Linked DNA regions of Homo sapiens: region 1 is linked to region 2. A link is a loop called in an ENCODE intact Hi-C map of the cell type or tissue named here. Cell type or tissue: heart left ventricle. All regions are shown on one strand. Links, peaks and the distances in the headings refer to the core of each region. The heading gives the core; the rest is flanking DNA.

Region 1 (8,401 bases), core at 84-8,083, 260 kb before region 2:
CTGGTCAGCTTAGCTCTCTCAGATCCTATCCTGTGGAATTTAGTTATTATGTGTATTTATGTAGTATTTCAAACATTTCAAAATGCTTTCATCTATGTTTATCACATTTTAATACCACAGCACTTATAATGATGTCACTACATATAGAAGCTCAAAGTTAAGGGATTTGCTGAAGACTGTAAAGTTAATGGAAGAATTGAGACAAAAATCCAGTGTAGCTGGCCACTTATCCAGGGCTTTTTCTACTTCATCACAAGGAATGTTTTGAAAGTGTCTGCTTTTTTTATCCTTAAAATTCACCTGTCAGGGAGGCATTAAAAATTTGGAAATGTATGCCAGCAAAATGTGAGCTCTGTATTTTTTGGCATTCTTATGTTTGGGTTTAATAAGATTAAGAAAATGATACTGGGAATTTTCTTTTTCCTGAAACTTTGAATCACCCTAGTAAGTCAAAGTACTAAAAAATGTACTAGATCATTAAGACTTATGTGCTCTTACTGATTGAAAGATTTTTTATGTTTTCCTTGTAATAAAGGACCTAAACCGAAGGTACCTGAGAAGACTGTGCTATGGTATTATTTTTTTTCTCTGACTTTTAAATTCTTGTTTAGTTTATAAACATGCATGCACCTTAATAACCTCATAAACTCTGGTCAAAGACTAATGCCTATCAGATCCATGACCACAACACAGAAGATTTGTCTCATTTACTCCAGAGAGAATGATTCCTCTCAAAGACAATTCTCACAGCTCTTCCTTCTCCCTTAGAATATTTAGAAGCAAATTAGGGAGCTGTCAGGTCTCTGAGCCCAAGCCTGCACGTATACATCCAGATGGCCTGAAGCAACTGAAGAACCACAAAAGAAGTGAAAATAACCAATTCCTGCCTTAACTGATGACATTCCACCACTGTGATTTGTTCCTGCCCCACCTTAACTGATCAATTAGCCTTGTGACATTCCTTCTCCTGGACAATTAGACTCAGGAGCTCCCCACCAGAGCACCTTGTGACCCCCGCCCCTGCCCGCTAGAGAATAACCCACTTTGACCGTAATTTCCCACTACCAACCCAAATCCTATAAAACTGCCCCACCCCATCTCCCTTTGCTGACTCCTTTTTTGGACTCAGTCTGCCTGCACCCAGGTGATTAAAAAGCTTTATTGCTCACACAAAGCCTGTTTGGTGGTCTCTTCACATGGACGCGTGTGGCATTTAGTGCCGAAGACCCAGAACAGGGGGACTCCTTCAGGAGACTGGTCCCCTGTCCTCGCCTTCACTCCATGAGGAGGTCCACCTATGACCTCAGGTCCTCAGACCAACCAGCCCAAGGAACATCTCACCCATTTCAAATTGGGTAAGCGGTCTTTTCACTGTCTTCTCCAGCCTCTCTTGCTACCCTTCAATCTCCCTGTCCTTCCAATTCCAGTTCTCTTTCCTCTCTAGTAGAGACAAAGGAGACGCATTTTATCCATGGACCCAAAACTCAGACACCAGTCACGGACTCGGGAAGATAGTCTTCCCTTGGCGTCTGATCATTGTGGGGATGCCTGCCCTGATCATTCACCCACATTCCATTGGTGTCTGATCACTGTGGGGACACCTGCCATGGTCATTCACCCACATTCCCTTGATGGCAAGTCAATCGCGGGATGCCTGCTTTGGCTGATCGTCCACGTTATAGCCCAGGGCTGCTCACCACCCCCTTTGCTGTGTCTCTACCTTTCTCTTTAAACTTACTTCTTCACTGTGGGCAACCTTCCACCCTGCATTCCCCCTTCTTCTCCCTTAGCCTGTGTTCTCAAGAACTTAAAACCTCTTCAACTCACACCTGACCTAAAACCTAAATGCCTTATTTTCTTCTGCAATACCGTTTGGCCCTAATACAAACCCAACAATGGTTCCAAATGGCCAGAAAACGGCACTTTTGATTTCTCCATCTTACAAGATCTAGATGATTTTTGTCGAAAAATGGGGAAATAGTCTGAGGTGCCTGACATCCAGGCATTCTTTTACACATCAGTCCCTCCCTAGTCTCTGCTCCCAATGTGACTTGTCCCAAATCTTTCTTCTTTCTCTCCTGTCTGTTTCTTCAGTCTCCACCCCAAGCTCTGAGTCCTTTGAATTCTCCTTTTCTACAGACCCATCTGACCTCTTCCCTCCTCCCCAGGCTGCTGCTCACCAGCCAGGCCAAGCCAGGTCCTGATTCTTCCTCACCCTCTGCTCCCCCACCCTATAATCCTTTTATCACCTCCCCTCCTCACACCTGGTCCAGCTTACAGTTTCATTCCATGACTAGCTCTCCCCAACCTGCCCAAAAATTTCCTCTTAAAGAGGTGGCTGGAGCTGAAGGTACAGTCAAGGTTAATGCTCCTTTTTCTTTATCCAACCTCTCCCAAATGAGTTAGCATTTAGGCTTTTTTTTTTTTTTTTTTATCAAATATAAAAACCCAGCCCAGTTCATGGCCCATTTGGCAACAACCCTTAGACACTTTACTGTCCTAGACCCAGAGAGGCCAGAAGGCCGTCTTATTCTCAATATGCATTTTATTAGTCAATCCACTCCTGACATTAACAAAGCTCCAAAAATTAGATTCTGGCCCTCAAACCCCACAACAGGACTTAATTAACCTCGCCTTCAAGGTGTACAATAATAGAGAAGAGGCAGCCAAGTGGCAACATATTTCTGAGTTGCAATTACTTGCCTCCACTATGAGAGAAGCCCCAGCCACATCTCCAGCACACAAGAACTTCAAAATGCCTGAACTGCAGTGGCCAGGTGTTCCTCCAGGACCTCCTCCCCCAGGATCTTGCTTCAAGTGCTAGAAATCTGGCCACTGGGCCAAGGAATGCCTGCAGCCCGGGATTCCTCCTAAGCCATGTCCCATCTGTGCGGGACCCCACTGGAAACCGGACTGTCCAACTCGCCCAGCAGCCACTCCCAGAGCCCCTGGAATTCTGGCCCAAGGCTCTCTGACTGACTCCTTCCCAGATCTTCTTGGCTTAGTGGCTGAAGACTGACGTGGCTCAATTATCTCAGAAGCCTCCTGGACCATCACAGATGCTTTCGGTAACTCTTACAGTGGAGGGTAAGTCCATCCCCTTCTTGATCAATATGGAGGCCACCCACTCCACATTACCTTCTTTTCAAGGGCCTGTTTCTCTTGCCTCCATAACTGTTGTGCATATTGATGGCCAGGCTTTTAAAACTCCCCAACTCTGGTGCCAACTTGGACAACATTTTTTATGCACTCCTTTTTAGTTATCCCCACCTGCCCACCTCCCTTATTAGGTTGAGACATTTTAACTAAATTATCTGCTTCCCTGACTATTCCTGGGCTACAGTCACACCTATTCCCACCCTTTTCCCCAGTTCACATACTCCTCTTCTGTCTCCCTACCTTAATCCACAAGTATAGGATACCTGTGCTCCTTCCTTGGTGACCGATCATGCACCCCTTACCATCCCTTTAAAACCTAATCACCCTTACTCCTCTCAATGCCAGTATGCCATCCCACAACAGGCTTTGAGGGGACTAAAGCCTGTTATCACTTGCCTGTTACAGCATGGCCTTTTAAAGCCTACAAGCTCTCCTTACAATTCTCCCATTTTACTTGTCCAAAAACTGGACAAGCCTTACAGGTTAGTTCAGGATCTGCACCTTATCAACCAAATTGTTTTGCCTATCCACTCTGTGGTGCCCAACCCGTACACCCTTTTGTCCTCAATAAATTCCTCCACAGCTCACTATTCTGTTCTTGATCTTAAAGATGCTTTTTTCACTATTCCCCTGCACCTGTCATCCCAGCCTCTCTTTGCTTTTACCTGGACTGATCCTGACACCCATCAGCCTCAGCAACTTACCTGGGCTGTACTGCCACAAGGCTTCAGGGACAGCCCCCATTACTTCAGTCAAGCCCTTTCTCATGATCTACTTTCTTTCTGTCCATCTGCTTCTCACCTTATTCAATATTTTGATGACCTTCTACTTTATAGCCCCTCCTACAAATCTTCTCAACGGGACACCCTCCTGTTCCTCCAATATCTGTTCTCAAAAGGATATCATGTATCCCCCTCCAAAGCCCAAATTTCTTCCTCATCTGTTACCTATCTCAGCATAATTCTTCATGAAAACACACGTGCTCTCCTTGCTGATTGTGTCCAGCTGATCTCTCAAACCCCAGTCCCCACCACCAAACAACAACTCCTTTCCTTCTTAGGCACTGTTGGATATTTCCGATTCTGGATATCAGGCGTCGCTATCCTGACGAAACCACTTTACAAGCTCAGAAAGGGCAACTTAACTGATCCCATGGACCCTAAGTCTTTTCCCCATTCTTCTTTTCACTCTCTCAAAAACGCCCTGGAGACCGCTTCCACACTAGCACTCCCCGACTCGTCCCATTCTTTTTCCTTACACACAGCTGAAATACAAGGCTGTGCTGCCAGAGTCCTCACACAGGAGCCAGGCCCGTGACCTGCTGCCTTTCTATCAAAACAACTTGACCTCCCAATTCTGGGGTGGCCCTCATGTGTGCATGCAGCAGCAGCCACAGCTTTAATACTTCTGGAAGCCCTCAAAATTACAAGCTATGCTCCACTTACTCTCTACTGTTCCTGTAACTTTCCAAATCTATTCTCCTCCTCACGCTTGACACGTATACTTTCTGTGCCCCAGCTCCTTCAACTGTACTCACTATTTGTTGAGTCTCCCACAATTACCATTGTTCCTAGTCCAGACTTCAATCCAGCCTCTCATCTTATTCCTGATACTGCATCTGAGCCCCATGACTGTATCCCTCTAATCCACGTGGCATTCTCCCCTTTTCCCCATATTTTCCTCTTTCCTGTTCCCTACCCAGACCACACTTGGTTTATTGATGGTAGTTCTTCCAGGTCCAATCGCCAATCACTGGCAAAGGCAGGCTATGCTATAGTATCTTCCACATCTATCATTGAGGCTACAGGCCTGCCCCCTTCTGCTACCTCTCAACAAGCTGAAATCATTGCCTTAACTCGAGCCCTCATTCTTGCAAAGGAACTACGTGTCAATATCTATACCAATTCCAGGTATGCCTTCCACATCCTTCACCACCATGCTGTTATATGGGCAGAAAGAAGTTTCCTCACTACACAAGGGTCCTCCATCATTAATGCCTCCTTAATAAAACCTCTTCTTAAAGCTGCTCTACTTCCAAGAAAACTGAGGCCATTCACTGTAAAGGCCAACAAAAGGCATCAGATCCCATCACTCAGGGCAATGCTTATGCTAATAAGGTAGCTAAACAAGCAGCTGGCGTTTCAACTTCTGTCCCTCATGGCCAGTTTTTCTCTTTCTCATCTTTTCACTTTACATTTCCAGTTTCGCCTTACACAAGGTCTCTTCTTCCCCTGTGGCTCCTCCCCTACATGTGTCTACCTGTTAATTAGACAGGCACATGCACACTAGTTTTCCTTACCCCCAAAAATCAACTTGCAAATGGGACCCAAGAGCTTCCTGTTCCCCTCATGACACCAACACTTCACTACTATTTTGTTTTGTTTTTCTTATTATTAATATAAGAAGACAGGAATATGCCCTTGACTTACTCACTGCTGAAAAAGGGGGACTCTGTATATTTTTAAATGAAGAGTGTTGTTTCTACCAAAATCACTCTGGCCTAGTATATGACAACATAAAAAAAACTCAAGGATAGCGCCCAAAAACTCACCAACCAAGCAAATAATTATGCTGAACCCCCTTAGGCACTCTCTAATTGGATGTCCTGAGCCCTCCCAATTTTTAGTCCTTTAATACATGCTTTTCTCCTTCTCTTATTTAGACCTTGTGTCTTCTGATCAGTTTCTCAATTCATACAAAACTGCATTCAGGCCATCATCAATCATTCTGTATGACAAATGCTCCTTCTAACAACCCCACAATATCACCCTTGATGCCCAAATCTTTCTTCAGTTTAATCTCTCCCACCCTAGGTTCCCATGCTGCCCCTAATCCCACTTGAAGCAGCCCTGAGAAACATTGCCCATTATCTCTCCATACCACCCCCCAAAATTTTTGCCGCTCCAACACCTCACCACTATTTTGTTTTGTTTTTCTTATTAATATAAGAAGACAGGAAATGTCAGACCTCTGAGCCCAAGCCTGCAAGTATACATCCAGATGGCCTGAAGCAACTGAAGAACCACAAAAGAAGTGAAAATAGCCAGTTCCTGCCTTAACTGATGACATTCCACCATTGTGATTTGTTCCTGCCCCACCTTAACTGATCAATTAACCTTGTGACATTCCTTCTCCTAGACAATGAGTCTCAGAACCTCCCCACTGAGCACCTTGTAACCCCTGCCCCTGCCTGCAAGAGAATAACCCACTTTGACTGTAATTTTCCACTACCTACCCAAATCTTATAAAACTGCCCCACCCCATCTCCCTTTGCTGACTCCTTTTTCGGACTCAGTCTGCCTGCACCCAGGTGATTAAAAAGCTTTATAGCTCACACAAAGCCTGTTTGGTGGTCTCTTCACATGGACGCACATGACAGGAGCAGAGATATATGAAGATGCTAGCTGCTTAAGAAGGGAAGTGTGAGTGTGTGTGTGTGTGTGTGTGTGTGTGTGTGTGCACATGTTTAAGGGCAAAACTGACAAAACTGAAAACATTTGAATTACAGCAGATACAGAAAGAAATCTTACCTGAACTTCTCTCACCTGACTAAAGCAGAGCCTCCCAGAAATGCCCCCACCATTATCTCCCTCCGGAGGGGTCCTCATGTAATGGTAATAGGTCTTTTGCCTGATGTGCACAGCATGTCAATATGCCAAGACACTGGGTTGCAGCAGAGAAAGAGGTTTAATTGCAGGGCTGCTGAACCAAAAGATGGAAGGAAACCTCAAATCCATTTCCTCAAAGAGTTTGAGGCTGTTGTTTTTAAGGATTTGGAGTAGGTGGAAATAAGAGATCACTAATTGGTTGAAGAATGCAGAGTGAAGTCATGGGACAGAGAGATGAAAAAACAGTATTCTCATGCTGATCAGTTCATCAGTTGGGCTCTTTAAAGTTGGTGGTGTCAGCTGTTCTGCCGGAATTCAGGATCTGCATAAACAATTCTTAAACAAAAGCCTTATGATTCTAATGTCAAAGATCTTATCTATGGGAACAATGAGAATGCAAATTATCAGTAGCTAGTGTTCGTGAGTTTTGGTTACAAGGAAGTGGGTCAAAGTGTAGCCTGATTAACACTTACTCATAATTATATTTTTGTCCAGGATTCTTGTTAACCGTGTGAGGATTACTTCACCCAGACAGGAGATATTCCAAGAAAATTGTGTAAAACTTTATCCAAAGCTTCTATTTGTCTTTCCCAAAAGTCATTTGTTTTCCTATAGAAGTCATTTCTCCCTCCTTCTTTTCCCCTATGAGTTGATAACTAAACTTCTGTCTCTAGCTCTTCATCAAGCCTCTTCATCTGAATGCTTCCACAAGTTATGAATACAACTTGTTTTCTTTCCCCCTGCTAACCTGTCTATAGTTAATTCACAGGCTCCCACCCACTGAACCAAAGTTGGTAGAGGGAAAGTTTTCCCTCCTAATAGCATGTCTGTGTATATTTAGAGTGAGAAAGAAGGATGAAGAGATAATTCGTCTTTGTCACCATCCAGGTAGTCATGGGAGTTGGGACCTGTGGTATAATAAAAAATAAATTTGAACTTAGTTCCTGGTTCCTGCCACAGACCTTCTAAAATGCTTGGAATTTCCTGAGTGATAGTGTAACCAAACTAAGGGTCAGCTGATCACTGCTCACTGCTCAAAAGCAAGACTTGCAAGACAAGAGTTGGTGCAGGAAAAGCAGGTTTATTCAAGAGCTAGCAACCTGAGGAGATGGTGGACTAGCGCCTCAAAGACTATTTCAAAATTTTAGGCTAGCTAAAGGGATTTTAAGAAGTAGGAGGCATGGAAACTATGAGCAGGAGTGGTGCAGGGTGCAGGTTTGCATGTCTTACTCTGATGGCTATCTTCAGTAACGGATCACCTGGAGGTCTGGCTGGCATCACCATGACTGCAACTAGCTTATGGATTAACCCCCCTCAGTGATTTTTCTGAGAATGTAGGATTCCACAATCTCAAATTCATGCCCGGTTTATTTCAAGATTAGCCCCTGGGTTTCTTAAGCAAGGATACGGCTAGATACTGAATAAATCAAAGGGTGAGGCTATTCATTATTGAAGCAGGCTGATTATTCCAGCTACAAACTCCCCACTGCCAATTCCTGTTTCATTTCTATGGGAGATCAGGTGTCAATTTCTTTCTAGCTACTTCCTGCTGAATGAGGGCATCACTAGGGAGCTGAAGAATGGAATTTATTTACCTGGAGTTGGAAGTATTCATGCATTCCTTGACTTATGGA
Region 2 (8,254 bases), core at 255-8,254:
TGCTCTATGGTTGAAGTCTGGTTTTTATTGACATGATTTCTATCCCAAGAGATATAGGGGCTGCAGTGAAAAAGCTGAAAATGCACATGTTTCATTATGATTTATGAATGATAAATTTTGATAGGATTGAATGTTACAATAGAAAACACAAAAACAGAAAGTAGAAAAAGTGAAGAATGCTATAAACATGGTGAAACCAAGATAAAAATAAGTTTAGCCTCAGAGATATTCCTTTTAAATGAGCACATCAAATCTCCAGCTATTAGCAATTGTACTAGAGGTACAACCAGGGTTTGAGTCAAATGTGCAATTAGATAAATTGTTCAGACAGCAATATGGACAGATTGTAATGCTGCCTGGAGGAGAGGTGGACATCTTTCCCAAAACTTCCATACTGGGATACTCATAATCAATCCCTAATGACTAATAACCAATTTTTGATAATAATAAACTACATAATCAAATATTATACACAAATTCATTGATAGTGTTTTCTGCCAGCCTGTAAGTGCCACACCTAAAAAACTTCAAACTTTAGTGTAGTTCCCATTCGGATCACCTGGGGGAATTTTTGCACTATGGATTCGTGGGCTCCATTCCGGATATACTCACACAGAACATCTGCACATGGAGCTCAGGATTCTGCATTTTCAAGCATTTCCTCAAGTGGTTCTGAAACAACCTGTCTCCAGCCCAACTTTGAGATCCATTTTTTACCAAACTCTGGCTTCAGAAGTCTTCAAGTACATCAGAAGTAATCTCGGTGTGGGGAAATTCCAAAGCACAGGAAGCGATGATACCATTTGCATTATTACCCAGACAATTTTAGCCACACACACCTATTATCCAGCATTTATGTCTTGATTTGAGGCTTCTATTCAGTTGACCCTATTGATATCCAAGTGTACACAACTGACCTGTCAGGCTATAGCAACACTCTTCACTTATATGTAGGGAGAATTTGTACAGGGCTTAGCCGAAGTTCATCATGGGGTATGAATTGACTTGGTCTCATTGCTGTAACCCTTGGGTTCAGAAGACACTGAACAAACGCTTAAGAAACTGTTTTAGGTTAATGCATGAGGAGATATTTAACGCCTCAGATAGCCAAAGAATCATGGAGAAGGGGTTGAGGTAGATGGCCCAATAGAAGTGTCCATTGATTGCACCCCCACACATACCAGCAGAAACACCACATTTAACAACTATCTACACACAAAAAAGCACCTACATAGGAAATGAAAATCAAGTCAACAATCATAGTACCTATTTTAACTTCATATCACTGAAAGAGGCACTGAAGAGGTTAGGAAAGACAATTTTGAATCACTGAGGCCACCACTCCCCCATCTCCCAACAGCCGCCACATGGAGCTGAGACAGAATCTGAGAGCGTGGGGGAGGGACAGTGCAGCAATTGTGGAAATCTGCATTGAACTCAGTGCTGCCCTGTCACAGCCCACCCACAGAAGGAGCATTTAGACCACCTTAGCAAAAGGGGAATCGCCTATCCCAGCGGTCAGACACTGAGTTTGGGAAAGCCTTGCCACAGTAGGCTAAAGTGCTCTGGGGTCCTAAATATATTTGAAACTCAATCTAGGCCACAAGAACTACAACTACAAGGCAAGTCCCAGTGCTGTGCTGGGCTCAGAGCCAGTGGACCTAGACACCACTAGTGTGACACTTGTCAGGGCAGCTAAGGGAGTGCTTGCACAACTGCTCCCCCAACCCCAGGCAGCACAGCTCACAGCAATGAAAGTGACTCCTTCCTTCTGCTTGAGGAAAGGAGAGGAAAGAGTAACTAGGACTTTGTCTTACATCATAAAGATCAGCTCAGCCACAGTAGGATACAGCACCAGTCAGAGTCATGAAGCTGCCATTCCAGGCACTAGACACACCCTGCACCAGAAGAAAACCCACTGCCTAGAAGGAAAGGACCCAGTCCTGCCAGGATTCATCACCTGCTGACTGAAGAACCCTCAGGCCCTAAATAACCAGCAGCAATACCCAGTAGTACACTCCATGGGCCTTGGGTGAGACTCTGAGATATGCTGACTTCAGATGAGACCCACCATATTCACAGCTGGGGCAGTCATGAAGGGACAATTCTTCCGCTCGAGAAAAGCAGAGGGAAAAGTAAAGGGGACTCTGTCTTGCAGCTTAGGTAGCAGCTCAGCTACAGCAGGGTAGAGCACGAAGCAGGCTCTTGGAGTCCCCAATTCCAGATCTTGGCTCGTGGTTGGCATTTCTGGACCTGCCGTGGGTCAGAGGGGAACCCACTGTCCTGAAGCGTGAGTCCCAGGCCAGGCAGCATTCACCACAAGCTGACTGCAGAGCTCTGGGGCCTTAAGGGAACATTGGCGGTAGCCTGGCAATACTCCCCTTGAGCCTGTGGTGGAGGTAGCCACAGGGAGAGGCTCCTCTGCCCGTGGAAAGGTAAGGGAAGAGTGAAAGGACTCCATCTCATGGCTTGAGTGCAAGCTCAGCCACAGTACAACAGAACAGCACGTAAACTTCTCAGGTTTTTTACTTTGGTCCCTGGCTCTCAGATAGTACCTCTGGACATGCCTAGGCCTAGAGGAACTCATCATCCTGAAGGGAAGGACACAAGCCCGACGGGTATTGTCACCTGCTAATTGTAGACCTCTAGGGCCTTCAGTGACCATAGGCAATAGCCAGGTAGTAGTTACAGAGGGCCTTGGGTGAGCCAGAGCTATGCTGGATTCAGGTCTGACCCAGCACAGTCCCAGTGGTGGTGACCACAGGGGTGTTTGTGTCACCCCACCACCAGCTCCAGGCAGCTCAACACACAGAGAGAAACATCATTTGTTTGAGAGAAACATCATTTGTTTGAGCGAAAGTAAGGAAAGAAAACAAGAGTCTCTGCTTTGTAATGCAGAGAATTCTGAAAAAATTCTGGAGTTTAAAATGCAATCGACACACTGAAGAATTTCATGAGAATATCTTAATAGTAGAATTGATCAAGCAGAAGAAAAACTTCGTGAGCTTGAAGATAGATGAGTTGAAAAATACATTATCAAAGGACACAAAAGAAAAAATAATGAAGCACAGCTACAAGATCTGGAACATAGCCTTCAAAAGGGCAAATTTAAGAATTATTTATCTTAAAGAGGCAGTAGAGAAAGAGATGGGGTAGAAAGTTTATTCAAAGGGAAAATAACAGTGAACTTCCCAAAGGTACCAATATTTGAGAAAGATACCAGTGTTTGAGTGCAAAAAGATTAGAGAACACCAAGCAGATTTAACCCAAAGAAGACTACATCAATGCATTTAATAATCAAATTCAAGAAGTCAAGGATAAAGAAAAGATCCTAAAAGCAGCAAGAGAAAAGAAACAAATAATACACAATGGAGCTCCAATATGTCTGGTGGCAGACTTTTCAGCGGAAGCCCTACAGGCCAGGAGAGAGTAGCATGACATATTTAAAGTGCTGAGAAAAAAAAATTACCCTAGAATAAAATATCCAGTGAAAATATCCTTCAAACATGAAGGAAAAGTAAAGGCTTTCCCAGACAAACAAAAGCTGAGAAATTTTATCAACATTAAACCTTTCCTATAAGAAATGATAAAGGGAATACTTCAATCAGAAAGAAAAAGACATTAATGAGCAATAAATAATCACCTGAAAGTATAAAACTCACTGGTAACAGCAAGTACATAGAAAACACAGACTATTATAACACTGTAATTGTGATGTATAAATCACTATTATCTTAAGTGGAAAGAAAAACACGAACTGATCAAAAGTAACTACAACAACTTTTCAAGACATAGTACAATAAGACATAAATAGAAAAACAAAATGGTAAAAAGTGAGGGAATGAAGTATAGGGCTTTTTTTTTTTTTTTTTTTTTTTCTGAGACGGAGTCTCGCTCTGTCCTCCAGGCTGGAGTGCAGTGGCGCGATCTCGGCTCACTGCAAGCTCCGCCTCCCGGGTTCGCGCCATTCTCCTGGCTCAGCCTCCCGAGTAGCTGGGACTACAGGCGCCCTCTACCGCGCCCGACTAATTTTTTTGTATTTTCAGTAGAGACACGGTTTCACCGTGTTAACCAGGATGGTTTCCATCTCCTGACCTCGTGATCCGCCCGCCTCGGCCTCACAGAAGTATAGGGTTTTTATTAATTTTCTTTTTGCTTGTTTATCCATCTGTTTGTTTAAGCAATCAGTGCTAAATTGTCATCAGTTTAAAATAATGGGTTATAAGATATTGTTTGGGGGCCTCATAATAACTTCAAATCAAAAAACATAAAACAGATACTAAAAAATTAAAAGCAAGAAATTAAATCATACACCAGAGAAACTCAATTTCACGAAAAGAAAGACAGGAATCAAAGAAAGAAGGAGAAGACAACAAAACAACCATAAAACAAATAACAAAATGGGAGGAGTTAGTCCTTACCTATTAATAGCAACATTGAATGCTAATGGACTATCCTCTCCAATCAAAAGATATAGAATGGCTGAATGGTTTAAAAAAAAAGACTCAATGATCTATTGCCTACAAGAAACACACTTCACCTATAAAGACACACAGAGACTGAAAATAAAGTGATGGAAAAAGATATTCCATGCCAATGGAAACCAAAAAAGAGCAGGAGTAGTTATATCAGACAAAATAGATTTCAAGACAAAACCTATTAGAATAGACAAAGAAGGTCATTATATAATGATAAAGGAGTCATTCAGCAAGACGATATAACAATTGCAAATATATATGCATCCAACTCTGGAACACCCAGATATATAAAGCAAATATTATTAGAGCTAAAAAGGGAGATTGGCCCCAAATACTGGATAGCTGCAACACCCCAATTTCACCATTGGACAGATCTTCCAGACAGAAAATCAACAAAGAAACATTGGGCTAAATCTTCACTATAGACCAACTGAACCTAGTAGATATTTATAGAACATTTCATTCAATGGCTGCAGAATACACATTCTTCTCAGCCACATGGATCATTGTCAAGGATAGACCATATGTTAGGTCACAAACAAAATCTTAAAACTTTCGAAAGCATTCAAATAATAACAAACATCTTCTCTGACCACAATGGAATAAAACTGGAAATCAATAACAAGAGGAGTTTTAGAAACTATACAACTATACAAACACATGGAAATTAAACAATATGCTCCTGAGGCTGAGGCTGCAGTGAACTATGATCACGCCACTGCACTCCAGCCTGGGTAACAGAGTGAGACTCTGTCTCCCCAAAAAATAAACTAATAATAAAATAAATAAACAAATAATGGGCAAGATATCTGAATAGACATTTCTCAAAATAAGACATATAAGTGGCAAACAGCCATATGGAAAGGTGCTCAACATCACTGATCATCAGAGAAACACAAACCAATACTACAATGAGATATCATCTCACCTCAGTGAAAACAGCTTTTATCCAAAAGACATGCAAAAAAGAATGCTGGCCAGGATGTGGAGAAAAGGGAACTCTCGTACACTGTTGGTAGAAATGTAAATTAGTACAACCACTATGGAGAACAGTTTGGAAGTCCCCGAAAAAACTAAAAATAGAGCTACCACAAAATCCAGCAATCCGACTGCTAGGTATATACCCAAAAGAAAGAAAATCAGTAGATCACACTATTCAGCCACAAAAAAAGAATGAGATCCTGTCATTTGCAACAACATGGATAGAACGGGAGGCCATTATGTTAAGTGAAATAAGTCAGGCACAGGAAGACAAACTTTGCATGTTCTTACTTCTTTGTGGGAGCTAAAAACAAAAACAACTGAATTCATGGAGATAGAGTAGAAGAATGGTTACCGGAGGCCGGGAAGGGTAGTGGGGTGATGCGGAGGAAGCGAGGATGGTTAATGGGTACAAAAAAAATAGAAAAAAAGAATAAGACCTAGTATTTGTTAGCGCAACAGAGTGAGTATAGTCAATAATAATTTTATTGTACATTTAAAAATAAGAGTATAATTGGATTGTTTGTAACACAAAGGATAAATGCTTGAGGGGATGAGTACCCCATTTAACCTGATATGATTATTACACATTGCATGCCTGTATCAAAATATCTAATGTACTCCATAAGCACATATTCTTACTAGGTACACACAAAACTTAAAATTTTTTTTAAAAAGAATCAAAGGAACTGGTTTGAACAGTCAAAAGACAGTTGTTGCCGGCTTCTGTAGTCTAAGCCACTGAGGAGGCAGAGGCAGGATGATCACTTGAGCCCAGGAGATGTGGGCTATAAGTGCGCTTAAGCCGATGGGGGTGTTCATATTAAGTTAAGCATCAATATGGTGACCTCCTAGCAGGAAGGGACAACCAGGTGGCCTAAGAAGAGTTGAACCAGCCCAAATCAGAAACAGAGCAGGTCAAATCTTCTGTGCTAATCAGTAGTGGGATCATGCCTATGAATAGCCACTGCACTCCGGCCTGGACAAGATAGTGAGACTCCATCTCTAAAGATCAAAACAAAACAAAAACCACAGCTACTGCCAAACAATTTATAAAAGATACACTGAAGGATTAACCAAGATCCCAAAAGATAATGGTGTTTTACAAGCGGCAGGAAAATGCCATTAGTAGACTGAATCTATCGTATAATTTCTCACTATTCTCTGGGATTGCTCACTCAACTTGCTTTGGCTCCACGTAGTATCAGCTGCACTGGCTACAGCAAGTGTAATCTAGGCTAGAGATTTCAAGAGAACCTCATTCCATGTCTAGTTGATCTGCTGAGATGACCAGAACACTGGGGCCTCCATCTACTCTATCTTCACCATCCAGAGCCTGTGCTTAGACTCTTCTGCAGCTATAACAGAATACTTGAAACTTGGTGATTTAAAAAGAAAAGAGGTTTATTTGACTCAGGTTGCTGGAGGCTTGTAAGTTCAAGCAGCACAGCACCAGCATTTGCTTGGCTTCTGGTGAGGACCTCCTGTTGCGTCACAACATGGCAAAGAAGTGGAAGGGGTAGCAAACAAGCTGGAAAAGGGATGAAACAAAAGACATAACCTGGCTTTATAACAACTCTTTCTCAGCCCGGGTGCAGAGGCTCATGCGTGCAATCCCAGCACTTTGGAAGCCCAGGAGTTCCAGATCAGCCTGGTTAACATGGTGAAACCCCACCTCTGCCCCCAGAAAAACAAAAATTAGCCAAGCATGGTGGCACATGTCTATAGTCCCAGCTACTTGAGAGGCTGAGGTGGGAAGATCATTTGAGTCTAAGAGGCAGAGGTTGTAGTGCGGAGGGATCGTGCCACTGCACTCCAGCATGGAGACAGAGTGAGACCCTGTCTCAAAACAAACAAACAAACAAACAAACAAAAAAACTCCTTCTCATAGTAACTAATCCATTACTAGGAAAACTAACCCAGTCTTCCAAAAATGCATTCATTCGTTTATGAGAGTGGAGCTCCCATGACCCAAATATTTCTTAAAAGATCCACTACCTCTCTATACTGTTAAAATTGTAATTAAATTTCAACATGAGTTTTAGCAGGAATAAACCACATCCAAACCATACCAACCTCTCCCTCTATGTGGTCTCTCCAGTAACAGAGCCCAATCTTCCTTTACATGCTGCTCAAGGCTCCAAGGCAGCTTGGAATAGTCCAAGCAGCAGCAAGGACTATACTTAGGGGTGTACATGGTCACCCTTTACTGAAGTCAAAGTAACCCCAAAGTCTTTGGGTCCGAGTAAGTCACAAAGTCAAGCCAGGGTCACTGTAACAAGGGAATCACAGAAAGGGATGGATGATAGGAGGCATTAATGATTGGGGCCATTCTGTAATAATTTGCAACAAACTAAGTCAACTTCATGGACGTGTGAACAGTGAAGTCACACGGGACGGAGCCCATGCTTGATTTAATGTTTCAATGTCATCATTTGAAATTTCTAAACACTTTTTGAAGAAGAGAACCCACATTTTCATTCTGCACTAGGTCCAACCAATTGTTTAGCATGTCTGACCACGGATATGTTATTATGCATTACCCTAGGTGCACCCCACCCCTACATTATGGGTCCTTCTCAACACAGGCTCTATTCATGGTTCTCTTGTCAATGAAGGATGGATGTAGCATAGGGCAAGAATACTGATTCTGGCTGCAGGAACCTGGAGGCCAGCCTGCTTGAGTTCAACTCTTGTCACTGAAGACTCCACCCTCACTTTTTTGATCCCAGTCAAGCAGGAGATTCCTATTGACAGATGCTCTGAACCACCTGATGTTACAAGTTATAACAGGG

Evidence for each region. A loop is a pair of places that touch in the nucleus more often than their neighbours do. Peaks named below come from ENCODE experiments on the same cell type or tissue, not always from the same donor. Only the 100,000 strongest peaks of a DNase experiment are listed, where the experiment ranks them.
Region 1: a loop joins it to region 2, with 2.7 times the contacts of the local background. A loop is called at or near these places in 66 of 110 quality-filtered maps.

What each region holds. Positions count from the first base shown.
Region 1 is chr14:20,700,043-20,708,443 of GRCh38, forward strand. It overlaps RNASE4 (ribonuclease A family member 4), which reads left to right. Exons shown (of 2, transcript NM_002937.5): 2 at 1-1,174. It overlaps EGILA (EGFR interacting lncRNA), which reads right to left and starts at 6,899. Exons shown (of 4, transcript NR_174964.1): 1 at 6,705-6,899. In heart left ventricle, for the core only: no CTCF peak of the experiment used is centred there; no DNase peak of the experiment used is centred there; H3K27ac peaks cover 289 bases.
Region 2 is chr14:20,957,402-20,965,655 of GRCh38, forward strand. It overlaps the pseudogene RN7SL189P. Among named protein-coding and RNA genes, the nearest start is that of RNASE2, 6.0 kb to the left of the region's middle. In heart left ventricle, for the core only: a CTCF peak has its summit at 4,027; a DNase peak (open chromatin) is centred at 4,000; H3K4me3 peaks cover 513 bases.